4 separate regions of the Homo sapiens genome follow, and all the other regions are linked to region 2. Evidence: chromatin loops called from intact Hi-C (ENCODE). Cell type or tissue: PC-9. All regions are shown on one strand. Region 1 overlaps ITGBL1 (integrin subunit beta like 1). Region 2 overlaps NALCN (sodium leak channel, non-selective). Region 3 overlaps NALCN (sodium leak channel, non-selective). Region 4 overlaps FGF14 (fibroblast growth factor 14).

Region 1 (5,000 bases), 180 kb after region 2:
TTATTTGGTTTAATTTCACACACCCAAAAATGCCTACGTAGGTATTAAATGTCAGCTCTTATTTTTAATGCTTTCTAGATTGCATCAGCCAAATGGGAAGAATTATAAAAAAAATGTAAATAACTACTTAAATACATTCATAAGGTCAATAATAACAAAATTTTATAATACTTCTTCATAAACCTTGGATTTGTTTTATTGCTTCTAGGTTCTCATAGTGATTTTGATAGCCTATCTTATCATTTGTTACTATATCTTTGTTAGGTATAAATGTTCAGGCTTCACCTATTACCAGGCATATTAAATTTCACAAGAGAAATGTGTAGTTACAGCTCCAAGGCAGGTGTTATGATCCTGTCAAATTGCTCAGGCTAATTTTAAATCATATCAGGTCTGTTGCTGGGAGATGTTTGAGGAACACAGGAAATTATATGGAGCCTGTTGATAACAGCCTGTCCTTATCCTGTGACCTAAAATAATACCAAACTTGCCACATTACCAACCCTCTTGTTTAAATGTAAAACCCATATTGGAGGTTTACACCAATGTCATTAAAAAAAGAAAGTTAGGATTCAAAAATATGATTGTAATTTTTGAAATCCTGGTAGCGAAAATTTAGCTGAAATTGGCAATTATATTTGACAAAATATTTAATATAAATCAATGTGATGTTTAGTTCAATTACCTCAGGAATATATAGAGTTATCACTGATGGCCTAAGGCCATGCATTCCAAGCTTGGGTGATCATAAGCATTACCTGTGGTGTGTTTCTGCAATACAGTTTCCTAAGCCCCTTTTCCGAAGTGCATTCCGTAGATGTGCAGGTTAACCAGTGTCCTCGGTGAATCTCCTGCTCAGATATACTGGCAGCACACTGGCCTAAAGTAAGGAATTCTTATGCTTTTTAAGAAACTGGATGCAGAGAGCTCTTCTGCATCAACTGAAGTATGTTCAGTCTTAGCTTGTAGGTTTTATTTCCTTACAGTTCATTAAGGTCAGAAAGAAGGGTTAATCTTCCTAACTCAAATGATGCTCCGAAGACAGGAATTGTTAACTAGGTTTGTGTTCAGTGTGAAACTGGCACAGGGGGCCTGACTGCAAACAGCCATGCAGGGAGGTTGAGGCTGAGGAGGTGGTGATGGTAAGAATGCTGGGCTTCGGAGGAGGAGATCAAATGGGCCTCCCTCATGATGAGAAGGGAGAGAAGGGATGGAGGATGGCAGGGATTGGGACTTACAGTAAACAGATACTGGTTTTTCTTGAAGGATGTTTGGATTTCACAGCCCATGCTTTTCTAACCAAGGAGCCAGCCTTAGCATTGACATTTGAGGGAGTATACAATTCCAAATGAGGTTGAAGATAAAGGAGCAATTGCTTTTTACATTAAAGGCACAGCCTTTTCAGAGCAATCTGTTCATCCTCTGTTATCACTTTAAAGGGAGTCTAGTTTTTAGCTTGATGTATACATTTAACTGACTCTCTATAATGGCAGAGAAGACTGCATGGCACTTCCAAGTTCATTTCTTTACCTTTAAGTGGATTAAGGCATATGCCTGCTTAGCTTTCCCACGTTCACTGCTTTGAGGGGAGTAAAACTGGAGTGATTTCAGGAATTGACACTGGAAGAGTTTCCTGGTCACAGGCTTTGAACCCGGAAAGACCTAAGCTGACTGTCAACTTTAACTTGAGAGAGCTGTTAACCACCTCAGTTTCCTTGTCTAAGCGGAAGAACAGAACATGTTAATAGAAAGTGCAGTTTACTGAGCATGTACTGTGTGCTCAGGCATTGTACTAAGTACCCTATGTCTTATTCGTGAACCCCCCACTACAACCTTTGGAGATATGTGTTATGTTCTGACAACAGCAATAATTTTGCGTCTTCCTCATGGAATTTTTTGTTTATGTGTGAGTGATAATGAGATTAGACTCATTAAAGATTAAAGAAGATTAAAGCCATGCCAATATTAGGTTCCCAGTTCTCAAAAAAAAGGGAGTTATATTCCTTTTCTTTCATTTGTGACTGTTCCTTTTCATCTTTTGGTGTTTTCAGGAAGCCATTTTGCCTGCAGCCGCTGAAGTGGCCCAGCTGCAGATGTTAATGGCTGTTTACCAGTAGGAGCCAAAACACCACACTAAAGAAGCTAGGAGGTGTGGTTATTTTGCCTTTTCTGTAAGATAAATTTCTTAATGCTAATGCCTCCAAATGAAGACATTTGATTTATCTCTAAAGTATATTTTTAAGTATAGAAACTGTAATGAGTGGCTAGATTACTACTCTGTTTTAAAATGTGTTACAAGACAGCTTTCATCATGTCAATCTACGGATCCAACAATTAAAAGAAAGGTTACCGAAATTGTACACAGATAGAAGTTTACTTCATATAGCCCTGGCATTCCAGTCTCTTCTAAGAATGTGAAATAAAGGATTGATAGATGGATAAACACATGGTAGATGGAGGTCTGATTCAGGTGGTGTTAAAAATCAAACAAAAATCTTTCCAAAGTAGGGATCAAATTCTACTTCTTTTGAGATATAAACTGTTTATAGCTTTGAAATGACAGTTTTCACCTCAGCACACCCATTAAATTTTTATGGAACCCTTCCTCGTCTATTAATACATGGCATATAGGAGGGGCTCAATATAATTTAGTTCCCCTTAAATGCTTTGGTATGTGATTTGGAGAGAGCAGCTGACATAGTTGAATATATATCAGATATATGGTTAGAAAAATATCGCATAGCATCTGTAGCAGAAAAATTAGTTTTCTGAAAAGAGTGAATGTAAATAATGCCAGGGAAGTATGCTTTTGAATAACATTTGGTAAGATCCATTCTGAAAGAAGAGAGTTAGGGAACTTTTATTTTATTTTATTTTTCACAGTACAGGAAAAAAGCAAAACAAAGCAACCAAATGTCCTGCTTGGGATGAGGTCATTGATATCAGAGGATGCTGCGATACTGATCAAACTGATAAAATAGCATTCAGTTTGTCTGACTCATTGGTGAAAAATAGAAACCAGTGAGAGGTGGACTAAAGGTTAGTGTGACGGTTGCTAGCTTTTAGAACAAGCAGAAAACAAAATATTTTTACTTTAAACTTTGTCTCATGAACTTAGTTGCAGTGATGGGAGCATTTAATAAAGGTAAGTAGTATTTTTCATTAAATTTTATTAGCATTTTGTTATGGACTGAATATTTGTTTACCCCCAAAATTCTGTGTTGAAATTCTAACCCCCAGTGTGATGGTATTTGGAGGTGGGGCCTTTTGGAGATAATTAGGTTTAGTTGAGTACATGAGGGTGGGGCCCCATAATGGGATCAGTACCTTTATAAGAGAAGGAAGGAACACCAAGAGCTTTCTTTCTCCACCATGTGAGGGTACAGCAAGAAGGCTGCCATCTGCAAGCCAGGAAGAGAGCCCTCACCAAGAACTGAATCTTCCCGCACTTTGTTCTTGGGCTTCCCAGTTTCCAGATCTGTGAGAAATAAATGTCAATTGTTTAAGCCACCTTTTTATGGTATTTTTGTTGTAGTAGTGCTAGCTGACTAAGACACACTTGATAAGTAGCTACTATGCACAGAGTCCTCTTAAGGAATAAAGAACAGTCTAACCCTGAAGCCAGTGAAGACAAGACTAATTAAAATAATACTACTAACAGGGCTGTGAGTAATGTGTTGTTCACACACAGTAAGTAGCCATTAATTCTGCCTGGGATTATCTTGTGGGTGGTGCTGTTTGAGCTGAGTCTTGAAGAGTAAGAGGGATTTGTAGCCTTGAGATGGTACAGCTTCTGAAGACAGGAAATTGGAAATGGGCACAGAGAAGAGGCTAAACTACAAATAAGTGTTTTGACAAAATATGCCAAACCTAACACATGTAGGCAAAGCCACATGCAGTAGTTCTGGCTCTGTTTATCTTCCTGCTCAGATTTTAGTCTGACAGATTTATAGAGAGAAGGGGCAGAGTTTCTGGTTCATTTGAGAAATCATGGCTGAATAACAGGTTTTTCCCTTGATTAGCTGGGAATCCCTAGGGTTGCCCAAGGGCCACAGATACTTACTGACATTTAGTAAAGAACCTCTAAAACATCTTCAGACTGGTCTCATTGTTAATAAGTGGTGTGACACACATTGTGTGTGTAATGTCTGTCTTGGTTTTTGGTGGACCACTTAAAAGTTTATAAAAATAGTTTTTTAAGGTTCTGATGACTTTTCTGCAATATAATTTGTAAGTGCTTATATATCTCCAACCTGTAACTATGTAAATTACTGTGAATAATTTTGTCCTTAATGAAACTCTGTCTGCTTCTCTGTCTGTGATTAAAGATTATGAATAAAATGCATCGGTCTTTTTTGTCCTACATTCTCCTCTGCAAGGTCAGGAGATAGGGTTTGTCAGGGCCCAGTTCTAGCACTGTCTTAAGACTCCATCCTCAGACCCTCCTTCTCCCCGTTACCATCACTGCAAAACTTACCCTATAAAGCAGATAGCTTCCAAATTAACCTACTTTGAACATTTTTTATCATTATGAGCAACTTCATCTAGCAGATATAAGTAGTGAAGTTTTATTCAGATTGTTACATTTGAAGGGATTTTATAATTTGTCACATTACGGTAGAGAGCCCTGTGGCCTCCCAAATTGTAACAACTTTTCCTCCATCACACATTGTCATTTTCTTATGCCACACATTCTTCTGATGATTTTTAAGTGGATTTGTAAGATGAAAAATTCTGAATCACCTGGATGAGCATTGCTTTCTTTTTCTTTATTTTTTTTTAAATTATACTTTAAGTGCTGGGATACATGAGCAGAATGTGCAGGTTTGTTACATAGGTATACACATGCCATGGTGGTTTGCTGCACCCATTAACTCGTCATCTGCGTTAGGTATTTCTCCTAATGCTATCCTCCCCTTAGCCCTCCACCCCCTGACAGGGCCCCGGTGTGTGATGTTCCCCTCCCTGGGTTCATATGTTCTCATTGTTCAACTCCCACT
Region 2 (5,000 bases):
GGGGCCATTATTGTTATGAACTTCTAAGTCAGGGTAAGGTCTCAGCTTCATTTTCCTGCTACTATTATGGAGATCCTTGGGTGCTTAGCCCCTCTTTGTCGCTTGGAGAAAAACCTCATGTTTTGGTATGATTAGCTTCTGAGCAGAGCGATGGTGGTCTGGGCCCCATTAGACAGCTCCAACCCATGGAAGCCACAGACAACTGTTGGCCACAAACCCAGAACAGTCATAACTTTGAACTTCCTAGGACTGTCACAGATTACACAGATGGAGAGAAACATCCTGTTACACACCAGGCCTTTCTCTATTTCAGTTCTCCACCAACACACTGGCAAGTCGTTCTTATCACTCTTACATTAAAAATGAAAAGACTGTGGCTTAATGAGACTAAACACATCCCTGAGTTCACCCAGAGTGGATGTCTGGAGCGGCATTCCAATGAATCCGTGCTCGCCTCCACAGACTATGTTCTTTCCACTCTGCCATGCATGTCTGAACTTTCTGAAACTTTTCTTGGCTTGGTTTTGAGGAATTTGAACAAATTCCTGTCTGGTATACTTTGTGAGAGCAAAAATTCTGCTTTTAAAGTTAAACAGACTAGCCCAAGAAAAGGGAAGGGAGGAGGGGTGAAATTTCCTTCCTGCATTTTGGATTAGCAATAGTTCTTCTGTGCTTTTGCTTGGGTTGAGGAGAACATTTCTCTGCCTTCTCTGCACTCTTAGCTCCTCAAATGATTGTCCAACAAGAGTAGGTAAAGATAGTTTTAAATATTCTTAGAGTTCTAACCAAAATCCGATATTTAAAATTTAAAAAGCAGCAAGATTTTAATTATTTTCACTAATCTGTTAGGTAAATCAGAACAATATAAAATTTAGCAGTGACTCTGGTTTAGCTTTTGGGTGTATTGGGTGTACCTTTTGGATATTCCATACGATTACTGAAATTCTAACTATGGCTTTGTTCTGTGTTAAAAATGTAATCATTTGAGAAATATAAAATAGAGAAATTAGTTTATAACAATAAATTTGTTTTGACTTCAATAAATGAAGTCAAATTTCATGGCTTCATTTTTGGAATATATTTATAATGGACTGGGCATTTTGTCCTTTGGTTATTTAAGCCTGTAGTAGATATTGCTGCTTGCGACTCTAGACTCATTCTTCTCTTCTTCCTGGGCGCATGGCTGCTCAGTGAGGGAATATGTTTCCTAGAATTTCCTGCAAGGAGTTGTGGCCTTGTGACAAAGTTCTTCCTGATGTATGCAACTCCCAAGCCATCTACAAAAACTCCTTCCCTGGACTCATTTTTCCCTTCCCTTCCACCAGCTAGAAATAGAGAAGCCAAGGACAGACTTGGAGAGTAAGTGTTGAGTTTGGCAGAGATGCCACAGAGGCCTGCACTTTGGGATGACTTCATGGGGCCCAGCTCATCCAAATACCCACATACCCAGGATGGCAGCTTCAGAAAGAAATCAACTTGTGTCTTGCTTGAGCCATTGTGTTGTGAGTTCTCTCTTTAAAGCTTACTTTACCCCAACTATTACATAGACTGAGACTCAAAGTAGCTATGGTCCGTGGGCCCAGTTCTCAGAAACGGCTGATGTTCACAAGGATGTCTGTTTGGAAAAAATATGCTAACTAAAAATTATTGACATACAGACATTTTAGGATTTCACACAAGTATATGAAGCAGATTGGACGGTTCAGGGAAACAAAACAAGGCAAAGTTCCAACTGATGTCTGATAAAACAGCTCTTTTTTTCTCACAAAAGCCACTCTACTAACCTTGCCCTAAGTTACTGGCATACCAAGACACAGAAATTCACACTTCATACCTACACTTAGCCCGAAGAATGAACTCCACCCATAGATCTAAAATAACAAGGTAAAATGTACAATTTAATGTCACATAAAGATTTGCTTAAGATTCTTTGAAATGTTCAAAGGAGATACTTTGAATATGAGATTGTTACTTTTTAAATATAGGGTTTTGGTTTCATGACTAATGGTATGATTCAACAACATGGAGCAATAAATTATTTCTCAAGAAAAAGCATTATACTTTAATTTGTCCCATTTCAAGGCTTTAAAAATCTTGCCAAAATAATGCTATTTTTACCAAATAAAATGTTAAAATACAGGCAAAGTCTTAAGAATAATACACACACACACACAATTCAACATTACTAAACTCAGACATACCAAAGAAATTCACATTCTTGAAAGGACTACCAAGCCTGCATCTTGTTATTCTAGGCAAACAAATATGAGAAATATTTAGTACTGGAATAGGAAGTATTTTGGCAAGTTTTTGCAAGTGCTTTGACCTCACAGTTCATGACCATAATGAATGGCCACCTCAGTGATATAAATCAGACACCACATAGTTTGATAAAATGTAGGGATACATTTCCTCATCTGTCAATCAAAGCATGCTCATTGGCCACTTCAGCACATCAACCACCCCATATTCATTTTGTCTATTGGCAAATAATTCCTAAGACAGTCTGTCTTAAATTTCAGCAAGACTCTAGTGTAATGCCTTGTGGTTTGAGTGAAATTCACATCATGTAACCAAGCTTTTGCAAATTTGATCATTTTACTTTATGGAAAATATTTTCATCTCAGCCATTGTTGACTTTGTATTCTTGACAAGAATTAAGCAAGTCTCATTGATCCTTTACTGTGTCAAAGAAAACAATTTTAAAAAAATTGAGCATGTGTAGTTTTCATTATTCAATCATGTTTTCTGTTTTGACATAAAAAGTGAAAAAATTCTACCAGCTATAGCATTTTCAATCTAATCACATTACTGGAACTTAACATGTAATGAAACCGAGATCCTCATATTTCCCCTCAAACATGCTCTTCTGGAAGTTAATGGCAAGTCTATCTAATCACTGAGGCCAGAAGCTTTAGAATGATCTTTTCCTTTTAACACACAGCCAATCTCTTAGTAAATCCCATAAAGTAAACATGAACACTATATTCAGCATCTTCTGTGACCTCCACTGCTACCACCTTTGTCCAAGCCACTGCCATCTCTCGCCTGGACTCTTAGGACAGTCTCTTCTGTCATTGCTTCCCTTGATTCTATTCTCTGCCCAGCAAGCAGAGTTGTCCTGATCAGTTTTGTCTCGCCTCTACTCAAAATGCTCCACGGGCTTTCCATCTCATTTAAAAGGAATAGCCAAGGTCATTACGTTGCCCTGGAAGGCTCTACGTGATCCATTCCTTGTTACCTTTCCAATCGTATTCCCTTTCTCTTTCTCCATAGCTTCATTCAAGACCTGTTGGCCTCCTCATATGAGGAGGAGAGCATGGGGCATGCTTCCTTCTCAAGGCCTTTGCAAGGGCTGTTCCCGATGCCCTGCACACTCTTCCCCAGAGAGCCATGTGACTTGCCCCTTCCCAACTACTACATTTTCCTTGAAGGGACACCTTCATGGCCACCTTATCTGAAACTGCAATTCCTGCTCACACCTTCCCCTCTCTTTGTCTGCTTTCCTTTTCTCCTTGACACTTATTACTACGTAGCATGCTATTTATTTTACTTACTTATTTTCATTATTTCCTGTTTCCTTTGGTAGAATTTGTCAACTCCATGAAAGCAAGGATTTTTTCTCTGTTTTTCACTGTTGTGATCAAATGCCTAGCACATAGTGGGTCCTCAATAAACTATTTTTGAATATTGAATGGATAAAATATTTTCCCATATAATCAATTGACCAGGAAGGAAACTGATAGAAAAATAGTAAAGAAACACATTCACATATAATGGAAATAAAGTCAGAACTGAATCAGAAAATAGGATATTCACATATGGAATGTGTAAAAAAATCTCTTGATGGGGATGGCACTGAATCTGTAAATTACCATGGGCAGTGTGGCCATTTTCACGATATTGATTCTTCCTACCCATGAGCATGGAATGTTCTTCCATTTGTTTGTATCCTCTTTTATTTCATTGAGCAGTGGTTTGTAGTTCTCCTTGAAGAGGTCCTTCACATCCCTCGTAAGTTGGATTGCTAGGTATTTTATTCTCTTTGAAGCAACTGTGAATGGGAGTTCACTCATGATTTGGCTCTCTGTTTGTCTGTTATTGGTGTATAAGAATGCTTGTGATTTTTGCACATTGATTTTGTATCCTGAGACTTTGCTGAAGTTGCTTATCAGCTTAAGGAGATTTTGGGCTGAGACAATGGGGTTTTCTAGATATATAATCATGTCATCTGCAAACAGGGACAATTTGACTTCCTCTTTTCCTAATTGAATACCCTTTATTTCCTTCTCCTGCCTAATTGCCCTGGCCAGGACTTCCAACATTATGTTGAATAGGAGTGGTGAGAGAGGGCATCCCTGTCTTGTGCCAGTTTTCAAAGGGAATGCTTCCATTTTTGCCCATTCAGTATGATATTGGCTGTGGGTTTGTCATAGATAGCTCTTATTATTTTGAGATACGTCCCATCAATACCTAATTTATTGAGAGTTTTTAGCATGAAGGGCTGTTGAATTTTGTCAAAGGCCTTTTCTGCATGTATTGAGATAATCATGTGGTTTTTGTCTTTGGTTCTGTTTATATGCTGGATTACATTTATTGATTTGCGTATGTTGAACCAGCCTTGCATCCCAGGGATGAAGCCCACCTGATCATGGTGGATAAGCTTTTTGATGTGCTGCTGGATTCGGTTTGCCAGTATTTTATTGAGGATTTTTGCATCAATGTTCATCAAAGATATTGGTCTAAAATTCTCTTTTTTGGTTGTGTCTCTGCCCGGCTTTGGTATCAGGATGATGCTGGCCTCATAAAATGAGTTAGGGAGGATTCCCTCTTTTTCTATTGATTGGAATAGTTTCAGAAGGAATGGTACCAGTTCCTCCTTGTACCTCTGGTAGAATTCGGCTGTGAATCCATCTGGTCCCGGACTTTTTTTGGTTGGTAAGCTATTGATTATTGCCACAATTTCAGAGCCTGTTATTGGTCTATTCAGAGATTCAACT
Region 3 (5,000 bases), 160 kb before region 2:
AAAAAAACTTTTGTTTTAACAAACAAAAACAAAAATATAAACTTTTCTTTTTTAAAGATATGGGATCTTGCAATGTTGCCCAGGCTGGCCTCAAACTCCTGGGCTCAAGGGATCCTCTTGCCTCAGCCTCCTGAGTAGCCGGGACTACAGGTGCGAGCTGCCATGCCTGGTCAAAATCTCAATCTTCAATCTAGGCTCAGAGGCCTTTTTTTGGCCCCTCCCTGCCTGTCCAGCCTCAGCTAGCTCTATCCCCACACCGGGTTCCAGTCACATCCTTCAGTTGCTTGGAAACATCTGCACCCTCTGCCTCAGAACCTCTGTGCCTCCCCCACCTCTGCCGGCCCTCTGCTGGCCCTCTGCTGGGTTCCCCTTTCTTCCTCTTTTTCTCTTGAACTCCATCAAATTCTACTTGTTTTCTAGATTTCAGTTCCACTAGAAATTCCTCACAGAAGCTTTCTCTGACAAAGTTTTCCTCTTACAAGCTCATAACATGGTAGGATGAATCCTATAATATTGCTGTTTGTGTGGCTCAAAGCAGTTGAACATCTGCAATTTCTTACGGGTCAATTGAATCCACAATACATTAGTTTCCTAGGACTCCTGTCACACATTACCACTAGATCATTAGCTTAACACAATAGAAATTTACTCTCTCAGCATTCTGGAGGCTAGAAGTCAAAAACCAAGGCGCCAGCAGGGCCATGCTCTCTCTGAAGGCTCCAGGCGAGAGTCCTTCCTTGCCTTTCTCTTGTTTCTCATGATTCTCAGCCATGCTCGGAGTTCCCTGGCTTGTAGCTGTAACACCCCATCCCTGCTTCTGTCACCACATGGCCTTCTGGGCCTGCGTGTTTCTGTGTCTCTGAATCTGAATCCCCCTCTCCTTTTCCTTATAGATGCCAAACACTGGACCATCCAGAACAATTAACTTAACTGGTTACCTCTGCAAAGACCCAATTTCCAAAGATGGTCTCATTCTGAGGATCCAGCTGGACAAAAATTTTGGGGGAATGCCTTAAACCCCCTACTCGTACTGTCGTTTGACACTATATTGTGTGACCCCTTGCACAACAGTTCTCTTTTCCCTGAGACTGTAAACTTGGTGAGGACAGGAACCATGCAGGGCTCTGCTCATTATTCCACGGGCAGTGGCTGGCATGGCACTGGACACAAGGTGAGCTGAGCAAATATTCAGTGAAGGAATAATGGTATTGATCAGGTGGCGGAACTCAACTCTAAGCTAAACTCTCCAGCAGACAACTGGGAAATAAAAGAAAAGATTTTAGATATATCCTGAAGGGTAGAGAGATAAGCATAAAATATCTATTGATTGATTGAATAAATTTGTTAGTGTGGAGTATGCGTGTCCTTAGATTCACAGAAGAGAATAAAATTAGACTCCTGTGTCGTTTAACCTGAACTGATGTCTGTCGTTGACAAACTAATGAATGTTTAGACAAAGTACAGATATAAAAATTTTGTAGGCTGGGCGCAGTGGCTCACGCCTGTAATCCCAGTACTTTGGGAGGCCGAGGTGGGCGGATCACGAGGTAAGGAGATCGAGACCATCCTGGCTAACACGGTGAAACCCCGTCTCTGCTAAAAATACAAAAAATTAGCTGGGCGTGGTGGCAGGCGCCTGTAGTCCCAGCTACTAGGGAGGCTGAGGCAGGAGAATGGCGTGAACCCGGGAGGTGGAGCTTACAGTGAGCCAAGATTGTGCCACTGCACTCCAGCCTGGGGGACACAGCGAGACTGTCTCAAAAAAAAAAAAAAAAAATTATAAAGGGACATGTTGGAGAAATGGCAAGTTATATTTTATCGAATATCCTTGAATATATTGTTTAACATATGTAGGATACCAACAGTCACCTTGTTTACACATTTTAAAAATGGGTTTCACCCGCATTCTAATTGGTATTAGAGATATTTACACTCCCCAAAGCTTGTACGCTCCTTAGGAACAAGATACCATTTTAAATTTACTTCTATAGTACATTCTAGGGAGTAGAAATAGAACTCTTTGTAAATAAATGAATTAGAACTCAGCACAACTTGGTCATTGCGCTGTGAAACTACAAAGAACAGACGGGAAGCTCTTTTTGGAGACTCAGAAGGTTCTTCACGATTGTGCAAACCTGGCATCATTGCCCTACAGTTGTGCATTAAGGGCCAGTTAACACAGAGAAGGATGAGCGGCTGCTTGAAGGGTGAGTATTTTGAATCTCATGGCTGAGGCACTGAATCAAACCTCCTAAAAGCAAGGACTTGTTCTTCTGGACAGCAGTTCCCATGCACTCTTTGCTGTTATTAAGAGAGAAGCAGCATCAACTAAAAATGAGCACAGGTAAATCCAGCAGCCCTGTGGATCCTCTCCTAGGTGCGTGCCTGCAAGAACTGCGTGCACACCCACAAGGCACAAGCCCTCCCTTGGCCACAGCAGTGTCAGTTGTTAAAAGTCCCAAAATGTGAACTGTCCAAATGCCCACTAGCAGTTGAGTGGGAAAATACATTTGGGTTTATTTAAATATTTGAATGAGTGAACTACATCTCAGTGTAAGAAATGTGGATTTCACAACATAACATTGAGTGAAGGGAGCCAGACGCAACAACAGAGTACATACTGTTGTATGTACTCCATTCCACGTGGAGGAAGTTAAACCAGCAGGTGGCACTGACGTGTGCTGCCGGGTGTCTGCAGAGTGGTCGTCCTGGGTGGGGGTGGCGGGGAGCGGGAGGGAGTATGGAAAGGAGCTTCTAAGGCACAGTCAATATTTCCTGAGCAGGGTGCTGGGTGTGTTCAGTTTACAAAAATGTATACTATACCTCTTTCTATATGTATATTAGAGTTCAGTTAAAAGTTTTTCAAAAGGGAAGATGATGCAGTTAAGCAAAATTATTCCATTCTTACTTCGGCACTATCAGCCACCAAAACTTTGACGTCTTTCCCAACCCATGATTTTGACCAAGCTACAGACACAGAAAAAGGAAGAAAGAGTAAGATGGGAGTAGACAGGGTGTGTGTTGGTGGTGGGGGATGAGGTGACCATGATACACAAAGTATTACATGTTATTTTGAAGCCACTATTAAGTTTCTTTAAAATGTAATGAAATGGTATTCTACCTTTTATCCAAATTCTTTCCCCTTTTTTGCATTTAAGCAAAGATTTTGCAAGATTAAATTTACTTTGATGCAAATGAATGAATAATATATATTATAAGAAGTGGTTATGAATTTTTAAGATCATTATACTATACCAAGAAAAGAAGATCTTTTAACATAAAGTAATTATAATTGTAAATGTCCATTTAAAAAGTGTTTTTAAGATCATGATTCTTGAAGGAAAAGAACACAGTGTAGAGAATCCTAGGATTTTATTTCTCATATTGAAAAATCTAATGTAAAGAACAGTACAAAGGAAGTTTATAATGGCCTCAGCTGAGCATGAAGTCTGGCTGCAACCGAGAGATCAAATGATAGCTTTGTCACACATTCACATGGTAAAGAAAAGCACATTTGCAAGAATGAAATTAGAATCAAAGAAACAAACTTCAAACCTTGAGCTTTAAAACTAGAAGTCGTCTAAGCTCAGTGCTATTCTACGGCTCAGCATCTGCCTGGCTGAGATATCATTACACATCGGGCGGCTGAAATCCTCTGCTTTCCCTGACTTCTCAAGAGACTTCGGGTGTAATTGCTCTGCACGACACATACTGTGTTCTGCCTCATCGCTTAAATCTTCCCTATTTCAGCCTGTGCTTTCTTCTGTTAAAATATTCAAACATTATTCAGTTTCAGTTCCTTTCTGATTGCTGTGAGGAATAACTGAATTGAAGAATTACATTAAATAAAAATTTTTGTAATTTTTTGGTATGATTTCCCAAAAGAAAACAATTTAAAAAACATTCAGACTTGGGAGATTCTCATTTTGAAATCTAGTCCGTGTTAGTTTGAAAACTGTGCATAGATTTGTGAGTTGATGTAACTGTAGAATATTTTTTGGTTGTTCAATATAGGAAAAATAACCACATTATCTTCAATCAGAAGAAAGGAGTCCCTCCTCTTTGTTATGTGAATAAATTAAGGCTGAAGTCTCTTTGCTTCTTTACACAGTGGCTTTAGCTATTTTTTCTGTATCTATATATATGACATAGCAATTCAGAACATAGAGTCTTGCTAAGGCGTAAACTATTATTTTTCAAGGGAGTTTCTCTTGCTAATTTGTATATGTGATTTTACAACCCAAATCGCACAGTCAAAACAGATGGGGCATCTGGAATAATGATCACACATGTTGGTTTTTAATAATACCTCTGTGTAATTATAAAACCTTAATATGCAAATACAAAGAATATCCCTCACTGGCCTGTGAAATCCAATACAGAATTTCTTCAGGTGGGTGGGCACTGTCTTTTCTGCTGTGGACAAAAGGCAACCAAGTCAAATTAGTGCATAGAAGACAGCGATACTGTACAGTTTTCAAACGTTTCATCAAAAAACATGTTTAAGTCACTAATTTTTCCCCGTTTTACAAAAATATTTAATACACCCAGTATATCCAAGGTCAAAGTGGGGTTTTCAATTATTTGGACGCATCGACTGAAGCCACAGATAGAAATTGGAGGGCTCATTTCTTGGTTAGCCTATGGGCCATAAAAGCTACATTTTTATGTGATAGCTGACATCCAAAATGTTCATAACATTAGCTGATTAACTGCATGTGCTGTATCCTGGCTGGTTACTCATTCGTCCAAGCAGCATGTCCCTTAAGTAAGTATGAAGAGAAGCTCTGTTTTCGGAGGGGCGGATGCACTGGGCAATTAAGTGGCTGTTTTGTGTTTGTTGGTTTGGGAGCTCAGCAGAGCACTTATAACAGACTGTTGCATTCCTGCCACTTATGATATCCCTGAAGTGTGCATAAAATGTTTACTTTCATGCTGTTATCACAACCCTTAAGATCTTACAAGCTTTAAATGTCCTTCAGAAGGTTACTTTGTGCAAC
Region 4 (5,000 bases), 450 kb after region 2:
CAACTGGTGGGAAAGTCTGAGTGGCTTCCTCATGAAGTAATTGAATTGCATTTTTTCTCTTTCAACTCTAATTTGCAAAGGAAAGTTTAGCCCCATGTCAGCTTTAGGCTGGGTTAGTGATAAGAGTATATGCTTATTCTCAACCCACATACACTTTTCAAGAACGTCTTCTATAGTTTTAAAATGGGAGTTTTTTAATTAATGGAAAAAGTACCTAATCTTAAAGACAGGAGTAGCTATTCTCAGGTAAATAATACATGAACAAGAGAGATTGTAAAAGTTATTAGTGTAGCTCTTCCCAATTCTATATAAAAATCATATGCCATTGTTACAGATACTATTTTAGTACGAGAGCACAGCAGGCTGAATTTTCTTGGAAGAAAGGTTTCAATTCAGACTGCAACCTTCCTTCAAAAATACAATAATGATAAAGCCACCCATCCTTCAAAGACTTACCTTTTTCCAAAGTTAATATCTCCTTATGAACTTAGATTAAAGTTAAAAATTTATTTTAGACTAATTCATGCCACATAAAACCTTTCTTTGTGTTTTAATAGAAATGCATTTTTATAATATGCTATTTTTCTGGCTTGTAGAGGTAGATAAAAATGAAAGTCATTTGTACCTGAGAATCCAAGTTTAATTGCCGTAGTCTTGTTTTGCATGAGTTTAGTTGTTTTTTTTATTTGTAAGATAACCATTCAGTGTTCTAGAAACACTCTTTAAAATAGTCTTAAAGCCAGGCACGGTGGCTCACGCCTGTAATCCCAGCACTTTGGGAGGCTGAGGTGGGCGGATCACGAGGTCAGGAGATTGAGATCATCCTGGCCAACATGGTGAAACCCCGTCTCTACTAAAAATACAAAAATTAGCCGGGTGCGGTGGCACATGCCTGTAATCCCAGCTACTGGGGAGGCTGAGGCAGGAGAACTGCTTGAATCCAGGAGGCGGAGGTTGCCATGAGCTGAGATCGTGCCACTGCACTCCAGCCTGGGTGACAGAGCAAGACTCCTTCCTCCACCACCAAAAAAACAAAAAACAAACAAACAAACAAACAAAAAACTGTCCTAGAAAAGAAGCAAATAACAGTTGAATCTACATATTTTCATACAATTGGCACTATCCTGAGCCCAGATTTTTTCTGTCAATAATTATTAAAGATCAAATTTTAAAAAATTAAGTTAGTATAAAAAGTGCTCAGAATACATAAATATTACTTGTATTCATAGTGTTGCAAATTTTGAGTTGAAATTTTAAGTACTACAAAAAAATATTTATTGAGGTGGTTTTAAGAATAACATTGAACTCTGATATCAAACCGAGAGATTTTAGCAGAGGAGTTATAACACAAATGTTTTACTTTCTAAATCTGAACTATAAAAGATAAACCAAATATGGTGTTCAACATTAATTTCTTAAGGTTGACCTAAACTGAGCTCTCTAATTACTATGTGAACATTTGGATTTTCTTTTTCTCCTTTGGTATCTAGAGAATATGTTTGTCTTATTTCTAAATCACCATATAAAACTTAACAAAGTCCTATAGCCTTTTGTTTGCTTGTTTTTATGAAACAAATTTGGGGTTCTATTTTCTCATATGTTTAGTTGTGTGTGTCTTTTGGGAGAAAAGGGGGGAATATATTTTGAATTGGAATTGAAGCAGATAATTTTAAAATTCAGAGCTGAATTTATTAATAAGGAATTTTATCCTAAAATACAAACTGAGAAATTTGCAATAGCTTGGTTTTAAATATTCCCACAAGACTAATAGATTATTTAGAAATTGAAAGTTATTAATTATTCATGTAAGAATCACTTCTCAGCCTCTCCTTCACCTTGAGTAAACAGTTATACAATCCAATTTTATGAGATGGCTACAGAAGATGCCCTTACTTTATATGCACCCTGATTTAGATAAAGGTCACCCTCTAGTGGGGTTGATATGTATTTCAATCTCAAACCTCACTCAATTGCCTTGCCTTTGAATAGCAAAATGATTGATTTTGAAAACCAAATGCAAATCCAGGTTCAGGGATTTTTATCAGCGTGTCAAAGATGAAGAGATACAGATTATTGTATTTAGCCCCAGGAAACTGGGATTAAGAAATTCAAAGACCCACTAAGCTTATTAATGTCATGTTAAAGTCATTGTGAATACCTTAAAGTGGATTTAAATGACAGTAGAAAAGTAAGTAGCCTGGTCCTAATTTCTAAAATGGAAGAATAAAAATCTGCCATTTTCCTGGTTAAGTATCACAATTTTAGAACTTCTGCATCCCATTTAGAACTTATATATATAAAACATCTAACATGACTGCTTATATTGTAGGCAACCTGTGGATTCTCTTGAAGTTAAACAATTAGAAAATAAGAGCAGTGTTTGTAAATTAAATATAAGCTCAATAATATGCTTACTATTTATTGAACACTTACCTTGAACTAAGTGCCTTTTTGTACATTATCTTAGTTTTATAATGACAACAGAAAATAATCTAAAGAAAAACTATGAAGGATCAATTATCATTGTTTTATTCAGACAAGGAAATGGAAGCTGAGAGCAGCAGTTCTAACTTTAGCATGCATCAGAATCACCCAGAAAGCTAGTTAAAATGTAAGTCTGGGGACAGAGTAGGAGCGAGTTTGCATTTCTAACAAGTTCCCAGGTGATGCTGATGCTGTTTGTCTAGGGACCACACTTTGTAAATCACTGCACCAAGTTAGAATGCAAATATGGCTTTTGCTAGCAAATTCCTTCAGTGTGAGTATGATGAGCACTTGCTAGTAGCTTAATATATTTTACTCTTCTGCCCTTGTAGAGCATAACATGGTAACTATGTGGACCTAGTAACAATAAAGATACAGTAACCATAAAGACACAATAACTAAATAATTGCAGGGCTTGCTTGGCACCCAGAAATCTAAACCTAATACTTTCTCTTATTTCTTGACCTAACTTTCTAGTTCTCTATGTGGTTGGCAACAAATCGAAAAAGTCCATGAAAGGATGTAACATCCTACAGGAACATATGTAGTGACTGAGTATAGATCAGCAGTCCTCACAATTCAGTGTGCATTTGTATCTGGGCCCCATGAATTTCAAATCAGCAGTTCTGGGTTGAGGGATGAGGTATCTGCTCTAATAAGCACCCTAGATGATTCTGATGTAGGTGTTGTTTCCAACATGCTTTGAGACAATCTGACTTAAAGATTCAACAGATGTTTGGTTGCTTCTTCCATGAGAAAACAACAATAACAAAAGCACCTTTTCCATGAGAGATCAAATTTCCAACCAAATCTTGGTTTAGAGCATGCCAGAGCTCTGACTATGACTGCTTTCTGAGTCAAGTGCAGAACAGAGCTACTACTGCACAGAGTTATCGTGAGTATTGTCATTTTGACAATTCTGCATCCAAACACACGTTGATTTGGGTAGAGTCACAAGACAGGTGAGAGGTAAGAGCCTATCCCTAACTTTTCTGTCCCCTTCCACTAACCCCAGCAATTAGGGAACCGTAGATGATGTCATGTGGCCAATGAGATGCTCTCAACTGGGAGTCTGAATCTTGAGGGGGTGAGGCACATATATATGTACATGTATTAGGGAACCTGGGATGGAGTAGAGAATGCAGTGATGAATCCAAGAGTGATCAGGATGGCTAAAGATCATAACGCATCAGTGGGCAATAAGCAGTTAGCGGAGGTGGGGCCAGTGGTGCAGCCCATGCAGACTGTATCTGGCTGGGCTATTTCTCTTCTCTCCCATAGTAGCTTGGTTGCCTGGGATTCATACAGATTCTCTGAGTGCCCATTACCCTTCCGACCCATTGTTACGATTCTTAACATCTGATCCCTAGGTTGGAAAGACAGGTTCACATCATTCAATGAATAACTGTCTCACCTATTTTAATTTTACATATGACCTTCTTACTGATGTGACTCCTGGGAAAATAACTTAATCTTTTGGGCTTCAGTTTGCTCAGCTGTAAAATTAAGAGGGAGGAGGCAATGTTCTCTATGGCACTTCTCAGTCCTTAAGATCCTGTCCTATTTAGCCTTATAATAGTCTTTGGGTGGGAGCTATTACTGTAGAGAAAAGAGGATCAGATTTGTTATCTAGCCCTTTTCTGCAGAGGTAGAAATGGAATTTAGATAAATGAAAGGATCAGCCTGGAAGTTTCAGAGGCTGTTTCCCTCTCTTCTTATAAGCTAAACTTAGTGGCAGCTAAAAAACCTAATAAACTCCTAAGAGGAAAAAGGATTTCCCAACTGACAGAGAAATCTTGTGTTTCTTCATCTAATACCAACCCCTGAGCCTGCAAAAAATAGGGGTGACTCCAATGGTCTTTTCCGCACAGAATACAGTACTAGCAACTAAAGAGAAAATCCACTTTTTCATACAACATAGGGTAACAAAGTATCCTTAGATGGAACTATTTTTGATGGAAACAAACCTGAGTGAAATATGAACCAGTACGTGAGAATGAAAGGCAAGACTATTCCTATCAGATTCTTTGAAAGCATTTCAGTTCCTAGAGTCTGGGAAATAAAATATATCTATTTGGGGCTTACTCTACGTTCACTGCTTCCTGTCTAGCTTTCACCCTCTATTAAAAAGGCTTTTGTCTAAGACCTTCACTTATTTGGTGACTTAATATTCACCCTATCAATACCTATTGTTAAATGATGCCTATTCACATGATAATTTTCAGAGTCACAAAGACTGTCGCAGGGAGAGTTAAAGTGGCAACAAAATCGATGAAAAGTAAGCATAAAGTGCACTTTGAAAATGGCTTTCCAGTGTTTCACGTGCTCAAAGAACTGTTCATGCTGTTCCCTTGATCAAAAGCCGTCAGTGGCTCCCCATCCCTTAAACTGCTTTTGGCATGTGATACTCTGAAATTGCCTTAACCAACCACCTCATCCATCCATGTACTCATTCAAATGGTAACAAGTGCTTACTGAGCATCTATTGCATGCTGATCACCTGATATAGTATTTTC

The links. Peaks named below come from ENCODE experiments on the same cell type or tissue, not always from the same donor. Only the 100,000 strongest peaks of a DNase experiment are listed, where the experiment ranks them.
Region 1: it touches region 2 in a loop (19-fold over the local background); 3 of 110 quality-filtered maps call a loop at or near these places.
Region 3: it touches region 2 in a loop (4-fold over the local background); 15 of 110 quality-filtered maps call a loop at or near these places.
Region 4: it touches region 2 in a loop (3-fold over the local background); 2 of 110 quality-filtered maps call a loop at or near these places.

Annotation. Positions count from the first base shown.
Region 1 is chr13:101,486,856-101,491,855 of GRCh38, forward strand. All of the region lies in intron 2 of ITGBL1 (integrin subunit beta like 1), which reads left to right. Among named protein-coding and RNA genes, the nearest start is that of ITGBL1, 37 kb to the left of the region's middle. In PC-9, no CTCF peak of the experiment used is centred here; DNase peaks (open chromatin) are centred at 356, 2,986, 3,306, 3,996 and 2 weaker places; H3K4me3 peaks cover 1,991 bases; H3K27ac peaks cover 4,988 bases.
Region 2 is chr13:101,307,069-101,312,068 of GRCh38, forward strand. All of the region lies in intron 7 of NALCN (sodium leak channel, non-selective), which reads right to left. Among named protein-coding and RNA genes, the nearest start is that of NALCN, 110 kb to the right of the region's middle. In PC-9, no CTCF peak of the experiment used is centred here; a DNase peak (open chromatin) is centred at 2,353; H3K27ac peaks cover 752 bases.
Region 3 is chr13:101,147,532-101,152,531 of GRCh38, forward strand. All of the region lies in intron 15 of NALCN (sodium leak channel, non-selective), which reads right to left. Among named protein-coding and RNA genes, the nearest start is that of LINC00411, 210 kb to the left of the region's middle. In PC-9, a CTCF peak has its summit at 2,696 (motif pointing right); no DNase peak of the experiment used is centred here.
Region 4 is chr13:101,755,716-101,760,715 of GRCh38, forward strand. All of the region lies in intron 3 of FGF14 (fibroblast growth factor 14), which reads right to left. Among named protein-coding and RNA genes, the nearest start is that of FGF14, 160 kb to the right of the region's middle. In PC-9, CTCF peaks have their summits at 1,929 (motif pointing left) and 2,140; a DNase peak (open chromatin) is centred at 1,906.